2 separate regions of the Homo sapiens genome follow, and region 2 is linked to region 1. Evidence: chromatin loops called from intact Hi-C (ENCODE). Cell type or tissue: mammary epithelial cell. All regions are shown on one strand. Each heading gives the region's core, and the rest is flanking DNA. Links, peaks and the distances in the headings are about the cores only.

Region 1 (5,384 bases), core at 138-5,137:
TGAAGCTACTGTTAAAATAGAGATCTTAAGACTAATATAACAGACTCTTTACAGCAATAAGATAAAGACCTAAGGTCATGCCAGGCAAGGATTAAGTCACATACCCCTACACATAAAGAATCAACCATGTTCTAATTGTCAAAAGGTTTTTTCTTTTTATCTAGTAGCTAAGCAAGTACTGGCCTCGAGATAAACAATGTTAAAACAATTGCAACTCACTGACCACCAGACTCTGACTAACTGATCCCCTCCCGTTCCACAGTCCATAACTGCAACTTCAACTGGATAAGAGACTGATTTCAGTAACTTTCTCTTGATAAGAGATCACGGACCATAGGCTGGTTCTGGCCGGTCCACAGAGGCTGTACACTAAGTTCCTTCATGTCCCTGCCTCCACCTTTGATGTATAGGGCCTAATTGTAATACATTTAAATGTTAAGCTTCTACCCCAAAATGAATATAGGATGAACGTAACATGCATGTTTGCTTACTATGCTTGTGAGCGTTCCCCCTTCGTGAATATTACCTGTTGAATATGTATACATGTGGCCAACCCATTCATCATTAATTCCTGCCTTACCTTTCCTACCTCCAAGTGCCTGCCTCTGGTTTCAGCAGGGGCCTGCTTCCCAGCCTGCAGGTTGCTACCCTTTCTAAGAAATAAAGCTCTCCTAAGAAAGTGAGGATGTTACTATCTCACTCAAATATCAACAGGTGAAAAGTTTTTCAGGCAGAGAAAACAGTGAGTGCAAATGCCCTGAAGCAGAAGCATGTCCACATCTCTAGAACTGTGCTGTCTGAGACAGCAGCCATGAGCTGCATGTGGCTATCTGAATTTAAATTGGACTTAAGTCAAATTAAAAATTCTGTTCTTCAGTGTGTACTTGCCACATTTCAAGTGCCCAATAGTCACCTTATTGGACAATGCAGATATAGAACCTGTCCATCATCATAGAAAGTTCTATTGGACAGCATTGCTCTAGGACGAGCAAGAAAGCTGGTACTGCTGGAGTGGGCTGAGCAAGGGAGAGAGTAACAGATAAGGTTAAAGAGCTTAAAGGGGCACAATTGTGTAGGACTTTGAAGGTCACTGTAGGAGCTTTGGCTTCTTCTGACTGAAATAGGAAATTTGGAGTGTCTTGCAAAAAGAGTAACTTGATCTGACTTGACATTTAGAAGCATCTCTTTGGGTTGTTATTTTTGTAATAATCCAGGTGAAAGATGATCAAGGATGGAGAAGGGTGGTAGCAGTGGGGGTGGTGAAAAGTGTTTAGATTCCGTATGAACTTTGAAGTTAGAACCAACAGATTATGATGGTGAAAAGGGAGTGGAGTATATAATGATGAAGACGACTTAGAAAAATGAGACCTGTGGTTGGGGCATGGGAGAGGCTAAATTCCATTTTGGACAGATTTGACTTTGAGCATTCTGAGCATTTCAATAGCATTCACTATTGAAAGATGTCCAATGGGCAGTTGGAGAAGTGAGAGCTCAGATGGGAACACATCCTATAGAAATAAGATTCATCAGCATACTTGTAACAGATGAAGCAGGAGTGGAGGGGGAAGAATACAGGTGTCAACATTCCAATGTGATAATGATGCCTGCAAACTCAAGAGAAATGATGGAACCTGGGGAGTGGCCACAAGGTATGAAAAACACTGGTGGCTGTGAGTGCAGCCTCTACTGTAGAGAGATGAAGGGAAAACAGCTGGATGGAAATGGTTTTAATGAGAGCAGAGAATGGGATGTTATCAAGACAGGAAAATGTAATAAACTAAGGCACTTCTCATCACTTACAGGGAGTTTCTAAAATAATTGTTTATTAGTTCCAGACAAATCCTAGTGTTATTTGTAATAAACATTGTGACAAACAACATGTTTTTTTAAAATTCAGAGTTTAGTTAGGCCACTGGGCAAAAAAAAAGGGGTAAATACTGTATACATGTTAGAATTTCTTATTCTCAACCTCCTGAGACTAAGTAGTAGGTACTTTTAAAATTAGTTGGGGGGAACCCAAGTCTTTTATGATAAAGAGGTCATTTTAACTTTCCAGAATTCTTAATGGAGAAGGAATGGTCAGCGCTTGTTCTTTAAAAGGGAGCAAAGGACTGAACAGGAAGCACTAGAAAGGAAGGCTAAGGAGAAAGCTGTAGCTGCTCTTTGAGCTCCCCTCCACTTCAGGAGCACTGGTTAAAGGGTGAATGGGGAAGCCTAAGGACCTCATAACAGGCAGGATCTCAGAAACAAGCTAATCTAGGCTCAAAAACTTAAAATCTGAACAGGAAATTTACATATCATCTAGACCAATCTCTGCTATTTCACAGATGAGGTACTAAGACCAAGAGAAGTTAAATAATTTGACTCCGTCATTCAGCTAGTTCTATGCAGAGCCAAATGTAGAAACAAGGGGGGGCTAATTTCCGGTCCACAGTTCTTTTGCCTGGCCGCTCCACTTATTATGTAAGAGGGGAAATCCCTATTTAAGACGGACCGACCGAATGTAAAGCAAATTCAACACTCACCGTTCTATTTGGGGGAAGGGGGGAATTATGGGGAGGCAGGGTGCGAGTAGGGATTAATGAGATTTGAAAAGTGCTCATGGGTTTGGTGACAGAATACTGGCTTCTCACAAATGCCTGGAAAAAGGCCTGAATCCGCCCTGGTGTTGGAACTGTGCCTCAATTTCCAGGCCCACCAGCACGCAAGTGAAACCCGCAACGTTAACAAGTGTCCGTTTCGCTGATTTCTGGGTAAATAACTCCTGGGTGTGTGTTTATACAAATCCATTCTGATACAAACCCTGGGCAGGAGAGGGTTGTAGTAAAAAATAATTCGGGATTGGGGAAGCAGGCGGTGTGGATTGCGCTGGCAAGGGGGATGGGAAAGAGTGGCAGGCATGACCAGACCAGCCGCGGACAGCAGGGCTTCCCTATTGCTAGGTCGCCGGCGTCCTTAGTTACCACTGATTGGAAGCACTCTCCAGTCTCCGCAGCCTAGTGCTGCGCTCCGCAGGCCGCCTGCGCGCCGCCTCCCGAAGCTCTGAGACAAGGGCATGTACACACATGTCCTTCCTTCCCCAGCGATCCCGGTCGAAAGCTGAGATCCTGGTTAGGAATCGCAACCGCGGAGGCTTTGCAAAGTGGCCACCAACTCCAGCCCTAAGAAATCCCCGACAAGGGCTGTGCTGGAACCTATGGGAGGGCGAACCCCGGGGGTTTTTCACCCAGACTCACGTTGTACTCCTTCAGCCAGAAGTCTAGCTTTTCCTGCAACGTTCGTAAAGTTTCGTTTGAGACCAGTCTTTTCAGGTTTTCCGCCATCGCTCACTATTCCTCTCGGCCCCACGCTGCGCGATGGAGACTTGGGGGGACCAGGCGGTGGCCTCCGCAGGACCGTGGGGTGATATGGCGGGAAGGGTGTTCTCTTCTGGGGGGCTCAGAGCGCGGCAGGTGTTTCCATCCTCCCCCTCGGGTCGGACCTGGCCGGGTTCGGGAAGCCAGAGGGGAGGTGCCCTGGGCCGCAGCCGCCGCGCCTCATCCGCCGTCCCGCGCGGTCTCCTGGCTCCCCAGCAGCCGCCTGAGCCCGGCCATAGATACCCTGGCGATTATTAAACAAACCTTGACGTGGACGGGTTGGCTGCCAGGGACGCGCGCGGCCCGCGTCGTGGCAACGCCCGCGCCGCCCCGCCCTGGGTGACAGCCGCGCGCCCCAGGGGTGGACTGAGACGCGCAGCCGCGCGGGCTGGAGGGCAGCAGGGCGTCTACAGCATTCCTCCCCATTCGGGGTTCTGGGTGCCCACGCGTGTCCAGAAAAGCAGAAGTTAAGTCTCTATAGAAGTTTGGGGCTAGGCTCTCAGGAGATCACCTCTTTGGCCCCTTTATTCTTTCGCCTTTCATTCCTTTAATTCTTCATTTGTAGCGCCTTGGGTTTACCTGTATGAAACTTGTAACTAAAATTTCAGTACTTCTTACTTCTAGCTTTTACTTTGTTCCTTGACCCACTGGGTGGGTACCCAAGTTAATAGAGTTTAGCTCCAGGATGTTCACAAATTAAAGTTAATCCCTCAGGTTTGGATAAGATTTGGCAGTATGTATTTTAGTACTTTTTTTTTTAGAGTCATTGAGCACTCTAAAGCTTCATTTAATTCTGAATTCTCTAATTGGGACTTTCTTGACCTAGTTTGGCACTATTTCAAAAGTGTGTATTCTGCTACAGAAACAGGTTCAACTACTTAGGAAACCATTTCGACCATCTTTAAGCGCTTTCGAAGCAAGCTCTTTTATATACCATCAAAAAATGTGCTGATTATAAATCATTCCTATCCATTCATTAAAACAGCGGTGGGGAGCAGAGCCTCAGCTGGTTAGCTAGCTAGTTTAACTTAGTTTCATCTCTGTAGGTACTTGAAAATCTGTGAACACTGCATATATTCAAGTATTGTAAAATCAAGAATTTTCACCACCTCTCATTTTTTATTTCTCTTGATTACAGTGGCTTTACTATCTGCTAATGAAAATGAAAGGCTCAGTTTTGGAGCCTGTGTTCCTACTATTTTCTGTAGACCACAAAATAAGGACTATAGGGGTATAACATGTTATTTGATTGGAGTAGAATAATAATTTCTAATGTTAAAAATACCCACTCAACAAAACAGCTAAATATTCATTAAACAACTTCATATATATATATATATATATATATATATATATGTAAAATGAATTGAGAAAAACTTCAAATTTCTCAATTTGGACCTAATAATTACATATTTCTACAGGCATTTGGAATCTTTGAACAGTCCCATTTACTTATTCATAAAAACCCATATTGGAACATTTATGTCAGATAAATTAGAGGTAAAGGATTTTTCCTTGCTGTGAGCACCTTAATTAGCCTGTAATCCTTGGTTTCATCATCTGTAAAAGGAAAATAATTCTCTCATAGGATTATTATGAAACTTAGTAAGATAATTCATGTATTTAGTACAATGCTTGGCAAAATGCAGTAGCAATTGCTCTAGTAATTGCTGTTTATTAAATATAAACTAATACTGGCCTACATTTGCTATTATTAAGAATGTGGATTAGTATGTTTATATTTAATAAAGAAAACTAGTTGTAAACAATCTAAACCTCCAACAATAGGGTAATGGTTAAGCAAATAATGAAATGTTGCACACTAAAAATCTTGTTGTTGTAGAATATATACTATCTACAAATTTTCACTATAACGAAAAAGGCAGAACACTAAATTGTATACACTGTGTTAAATTACACAATGTGAACCCAAGGTATAATTGTGGGTTATTTTAATTGCTCTTTTATATTTTTCTGATTTTTTCAAGTTTCTATCATGAATATGAATTGTTTGTATGAAAACTTATT
Region 2 (5,384 bases), core at 65-5,064, 120 kb before region 1:
TTATCAAATCCAAAATTATAGTATTCTTATACATGTAAACTTTTTTTAAGTTTAGGATGCCCTTCAAATTTAGAAAAAAAATAATTCAAATTCATGAAAATCAGATTTAATAGTTGAAATGCTATTAGTACTTTAGGATTTAATACCACAGAAGTTATAATACCCTGCTTATGCACGCACAAGCCAAGGAAAGCCTGCAACCACTAGAAGCTGGGATTGGCAAAGTATTCTCTCATAGAACCTTCAGAGTGAGCACAGACCTGCCAACACCTTGATTTTAGACTTCTGGCCTCCAGAGTTGTGACAGAATAGATTCCTGTTGTTTGAAGCCACACATTTTATGTTAATTTGTTAGGGAAGCCGTAGGAAACTAATGTGAAAGTAAATCTAACGTACTGAATTTTCTCACCTAAGAGAAGGCAGAAATTTAGATGTAAAATCTCCTTATTTTTAAATGTTAACAATTTCTGAAATTTCAAAACACTGAGCTGGCCAAACCAATCAAATGTACAGGTGAATTCTAGATCACTGATACCAGTTTGCCACACTTTTACTAAACTCACGAGATCTTCCCTATGCTTAGCCATTACTTAGTCAATTTCTAGCTCGAAGCACATCCAAAAATCAGATTTTTATGCTTCATGTGACCTGTTTTAGAAAAAGGCTCAATTGATTTCTGATCTCACAAAGCAGGAAGCAAAAATAATCTATTTACATCCATCATTGGTGAACATTAAAAGTGAGAAACATTTCAGATCACTTGTTTGATAAACTTAGGGATATAAACACATTGATTAGCTTTTTTTGAACTTATGCTAAATTTGAGGTGTGTGGACACCCACCTTTGTCAAAGTTAAAACAGCAAACACTAGTTAGAAAACCAATGGCCCCTTTGGAAGAAATCAGCCCTGAGCCCACCTCAGACGGCTCCTCTTGGCATTCCCAGAGAGCCTTGAATAATTGTTGTTAGATTCATTCTGTAACAGTTTTAATTTGCTATCTCCTCATTGGCATTTTTAGATTGCTAAGTCTTTTTGCCTGGATTTCAAAATATTTTTAAGAGGAAATAGCAGCTAAGCTTCTCCATATTTGGGCTAGGGCTGGCCAGCAGGAGATCTGGGCTTCGATCCCAGTTTGCCACTAAGCAGCTGCATGACCCTAGTCAACTCTCTTCACCTCACTAGGCCTCAATTTCCTGTAGCTGATCTCTGAATTTCCTTTCAGCTTTAAAAATTATTTTGACAGTGTAATTTAATTATACAATAAAATCTCAAATGTAATTCATCTTTCTTTAGACTTACCCAAGGGTGGGGAAGGCAGAACACATGCTTTCATTCATTCTCACTGGGCTTCTACCATGTGCCAGACATGCTGTCAAGTGCTGAGGCAAAAACCTGAATGCAACACAGATCCTGCCTCAAAAATCTTACAGCCTATTGGGATTTGGGGGTACAGCTACAAAGAAGTCAACAATTTTGATATAGAACTGTGTTGGAGGGATGCATGGAGCTCAAGGGAAGCCTAGGAAAGGCTATGCGACTCACATAGAAAGAGTCACAGGAGGGTCCCTTGAGAAAGTGATGCTTAAATTGCATTTGTGGAATGAGCAGGGGCTAGAAAGGCAAAGAAGAGACATAACAGGCCATATAGAAGCATAAAGAAATAAAGTAGCCTGGAAAGTGCATGGGACTCAGAGAATGGCCAATAATTATTAGCTAAATGAATAAAATGGGACAAGAACACCAACAACTAAACTACATTCTACTCTACTCCTTCAAGGAACATTATTTTCTAGACATTATAAATAGATGTAAGATAACAGTCTTACCAGTGAAGGAAATCTAGGAAATGTCTGCCATCACAATGGCTAATAATAAAGAATTTTCCTTTTCCACACACTCATTCATAAAACTTCAAAGTTCTTAGGTGAATAGATTCCCTAAACTTCTGTTGCTTAAAGATTTTACCACCCAACTTCTGAAATTATTCACAAAGGACAAACAGGAAGCTAGGGCTAACATAAAGCCTCTTAGCCCACTATAAAAGACCAAAAAATGCTTCATTTCTATTTGAAGATATTCCTTTTAATTTGGTAAGAATGAGAGTCTTGGAATCAAAAAATGATTCCCTGTTCCTGCACATTCAAACACATAAAACACAAGATCTATAGACTACGACCTCCCACAATCTAAAGAGTTATTATGAGTTGCTTCTAAAGCTGTTGCTTTCAAGGGTCAAAGGAATCAACCAATGAAAGAAAATGGTAGATAGCCATCAGTCAAAATCTCTCCCTAAGCAAGTTAAAGTGCTACAGAATTAACCACTGTATAGAAACTTTCTGAAGCTTCAAATTAAAGGAACTCATCTGACCTTTTATTTAGAGCTAATGTGTTTTCAAGAAATTCACCTGCAAAAAAAGTTTGCATCTTGGGAGAAAAAGAGTTGAAAAATGTACACTGTCTATTATCTTTAAGAATAAACCCACATTAAATAAGTTAGTTTGCACCCACATTTCCAGCATGTTTATGCAACTGCTACTAGGATCAGTTCAATTGTTTTTACTTAGGAAACAACAACAACAACAAACCAAAACCTGGGTCACTCCACAGGACTCCTTTTGATACTCTAAATGTTGGAAGACATCTTGCCAGCAGGAGGCAGTCCCCAACTGGTAAAGGCACAAATGAATGGAAACAACCACCAACTAGTAGAGAAAAGTTGGCTTAGACACTTAGCAAAAATGAAGCCAAGAAACAAATCTTAACTTGTGGTCTTGCAGCCCCTTTCCCGCTCTGCTCTTTGCACCCACTCCAATCTCTTTTTGCTTTGTTATAACTGAAGATGGGACTTTATTATACTAGCAGTCATATGCATTCTAGTATGTCTCAAGAGACCTTCAAATCCCTTTCTTATAAAATTCATTTTATCTCACCCACTTATCTCCCCTTAGATGGGTGGGAGGGAAGACCATTTAAAATATATGAACTTTGATTCATATGAATAGATGACAACCAGAAATTTGAACCTGTTTTATTGCTGGTGTGATCAGTGATTTAGACTCATTCATATATGAACTACAAATACTTGTCAAAAGGAACATATTTTGCAAAACTAAACATTTTTCTTTAAATATTCCCTTGTTTTCACCAGACTTAACTTGATGTGCCTTGGCTCACATTAACTTTATTTTTATCTGTTTCCTGTGTATAGTCATGATTTTATTGACCTTTAAAATTAATTGATTAAATATGAGGACTTGAAAAAGCAAACATGAATAATACTCTGATTCTTTGGGTTTTATTAGGTAGATCAGACAGTTCACTTTTTTTTTCTTCAAGAAAAACATTCAAAAATATTATTTCTTCATGCCATCATCTCAAGCTTGAGAGGGCTCCTTATTCTTTTCCAAGGGAAGTGCAGTGTTCTGGATCCAGGAATTATTTTTTTTTTCCTTAACAATTAAACTTTTATTGCTGGTCACAGTGTCTCATACCTGTAATCCCAGCACTTTCAGAGGGTGAGGTGGGAGGGTCGCTTGAGCTCAGGAATTTGAGATCAGCCTGGGAAATACAGTGAGACCTTGTCTCTAAAAAAAACAAAACAAAACACAACCCACACACACATAGACTGAAGAGATAGAAGAAAAAGATATTCCATGCAAATGGAAACCAACAGAGAACACAGGGGTGGTTCCAAGATGGCCAAATAGGGACAGCTCCAGTCTACAGCTCCCAGCATGAGCAATGCAGAAGACGAGTGATTTCTGCATTTCCAACTGAGGTACCAGGTTCATCTCATTGGGGCATGTCAGATAGTGCGTACAGGACAGTGGGTGCAGCCCACCGAGCGAGAGCCGAAGCAGGGTGAGGCATCACCTCACCCAGGAAGCGCAAGGGTCAAGGAATTCTCTTTCCTAGCCAAGGGAAGCCATGACAGACAGCACCTAGAAAATCGGGTCACTTCCCCCCTAATACTGTGCTTTTCCAAGGGAGCAAATGGCACACCAGGAGATTATATTCCATGCCTGGCTCAGAGGGTCCCACACCTACAGAGCCTCACTCATTGCTAGCACAGCAGTCTGAGATCTAACTGCAAGGTGGCAGCAAGGCTGGGGGAGGGGTGCCCGCCATTGCTGACGCTTGAGTAGGTAACAAAGCAGCCAGGAAGATTGAATTGGGTGGAGCCCACCTCTGCTCAAGGAGGTCTGTCTGCCTCTGTAGACTCCACCTCTGGGGGCAGGGCATAGCCCAACAAAAGGCAGCAGAGACCTCTGAAGATTTAAATGTCCCTGTCTGACAGCTTTGAAGAGGGTAGTGGTTCTCCCAGCATGGAGTTTGAGACCTGAGAATGGACAGACTGCCTCCTCAAGTGGGTCCCTGATGCCCGAGTAGCCTAACTGGGAGGCACCCCACAGTACGGGCAGACTGACACCTCACATGGCTGGGTACCCCTCTGAGATGAAGCTTCCAGAGTAACAATCAGGCAGCAACAATTGCTGTTCAGCAGCCTCTGCTGCTGATACCCAGGCAAACAGGGTCTAGAGTTGACCTCCAGCAAACTCCAACAGACCTGCAGCTGAGGGTCTTGACTATTAGAAGGAAAACTAATGAACAAAAAGGATATCCACACCAAAACCCCATCTGTACATCACCATCATCAAAGACCAAAGGTAGATAAAGCCACAAAGATGGGGAAAAAACAGAGCAGAAGAGCTGAAAATTCTAAAAATCAGAGCACCTCTCCCGCTCCAAAGGAACACAGCTCCTTGCCAGCAATGGAACAAAGCTGGACACAGAATGACTTTGATGAGTTGAGAGAAGAAGGCTACAGATGATCAAACTTCTCTGAGCTAAAGGAGACAGTTCGAACCCATCGCAAGGAAGATAAAAACCTTGAAAAAAGATTAGACCAATGGCTAACTAGAATAACCAGTGTAGAGAAGTCCTTATATGACCTGATGGAGCTGAAAACCATGGCATGAGAACTACATGATGAAAACACAAGCTTCAGTAACCGATTTGATCAACTGGAAGAAAGGGTATCAGTGATGGAAGGTCAAATGAATGAAATGAAGAGAGAAGAGAACTTTAGAGAAAAAAGAGTAAAAAGAAATGAACAAAACTTCCAAGAAATATGGGACTATGTGAAAAGACCAAATCTACATCTGATTGGTGTACCTGAAAGTGATGGGGAGAATGGAAACAAGCGGGAAAACACTCTTCAGGATATCATCCAGGAGGATTTCCTCAACCTAGCAAGGAAGGCCAACATTCAAATTCAGGAAATAGAGAGAACACCACACAGATACTCCTGGAGAAGAGGAACTCCAAGACACATAATTGTCAGATTCACCAAAGTTGAAATGAAGGAAAAAATGTTCACAG

The links. A loop is a pair of places that touch in the nucleus more often than their neighbours do. Peaks named below come from ENCODE experiments on the same cell type or tissue, not always from the same donor. Only the 100,000 strongest peaks of a DNase experiment are listed, where the experiment ranks them.
Region 2: it touches region 1 in a loop (16-fold over the local background); 1 of 110 quality-filtered maps calls a loop at or near these places.

What each region holds. Positions count from the first base shown.
Region 1 is chr4:52,049,644-52,055,027 of GRCh38, reverse strand. SPATA18 (spermatogenesis associated 18) reads right to left here and starts at 3,724. Exons shown (of 13, transcript NM_145263.4): 1 at 3,237-3,724. The coding sequence starts at 3,323. RefSeq lists enhancers at 2,932-3,281, 3,074-3,573, 3,574-4,075 and a silencer at 3,452-3,751. In mammary epithelial cell, for the core only: no CTCF peak of the experiment used is centred there; DNase peaks (open chromatin) are centred at 2,447 and 3,027; H3K4me3 peaks cover 2,210 bases; H3K27ac peaks cover 2,071 bases.
Region 2 is chr4:52,169,637-52,175,020 of GRCh38, reverse strand. No RefSeq gene overlaps it. Among named protein-coding and RNA genes, the nearest start is that of SPATA18, 120 kb to the right of the region's middle. In mammary epithelial cell, for the core only: a CTCF peak has its summit at 2,656 (motif pointing right); no DNase peak of the experiment used is centred there.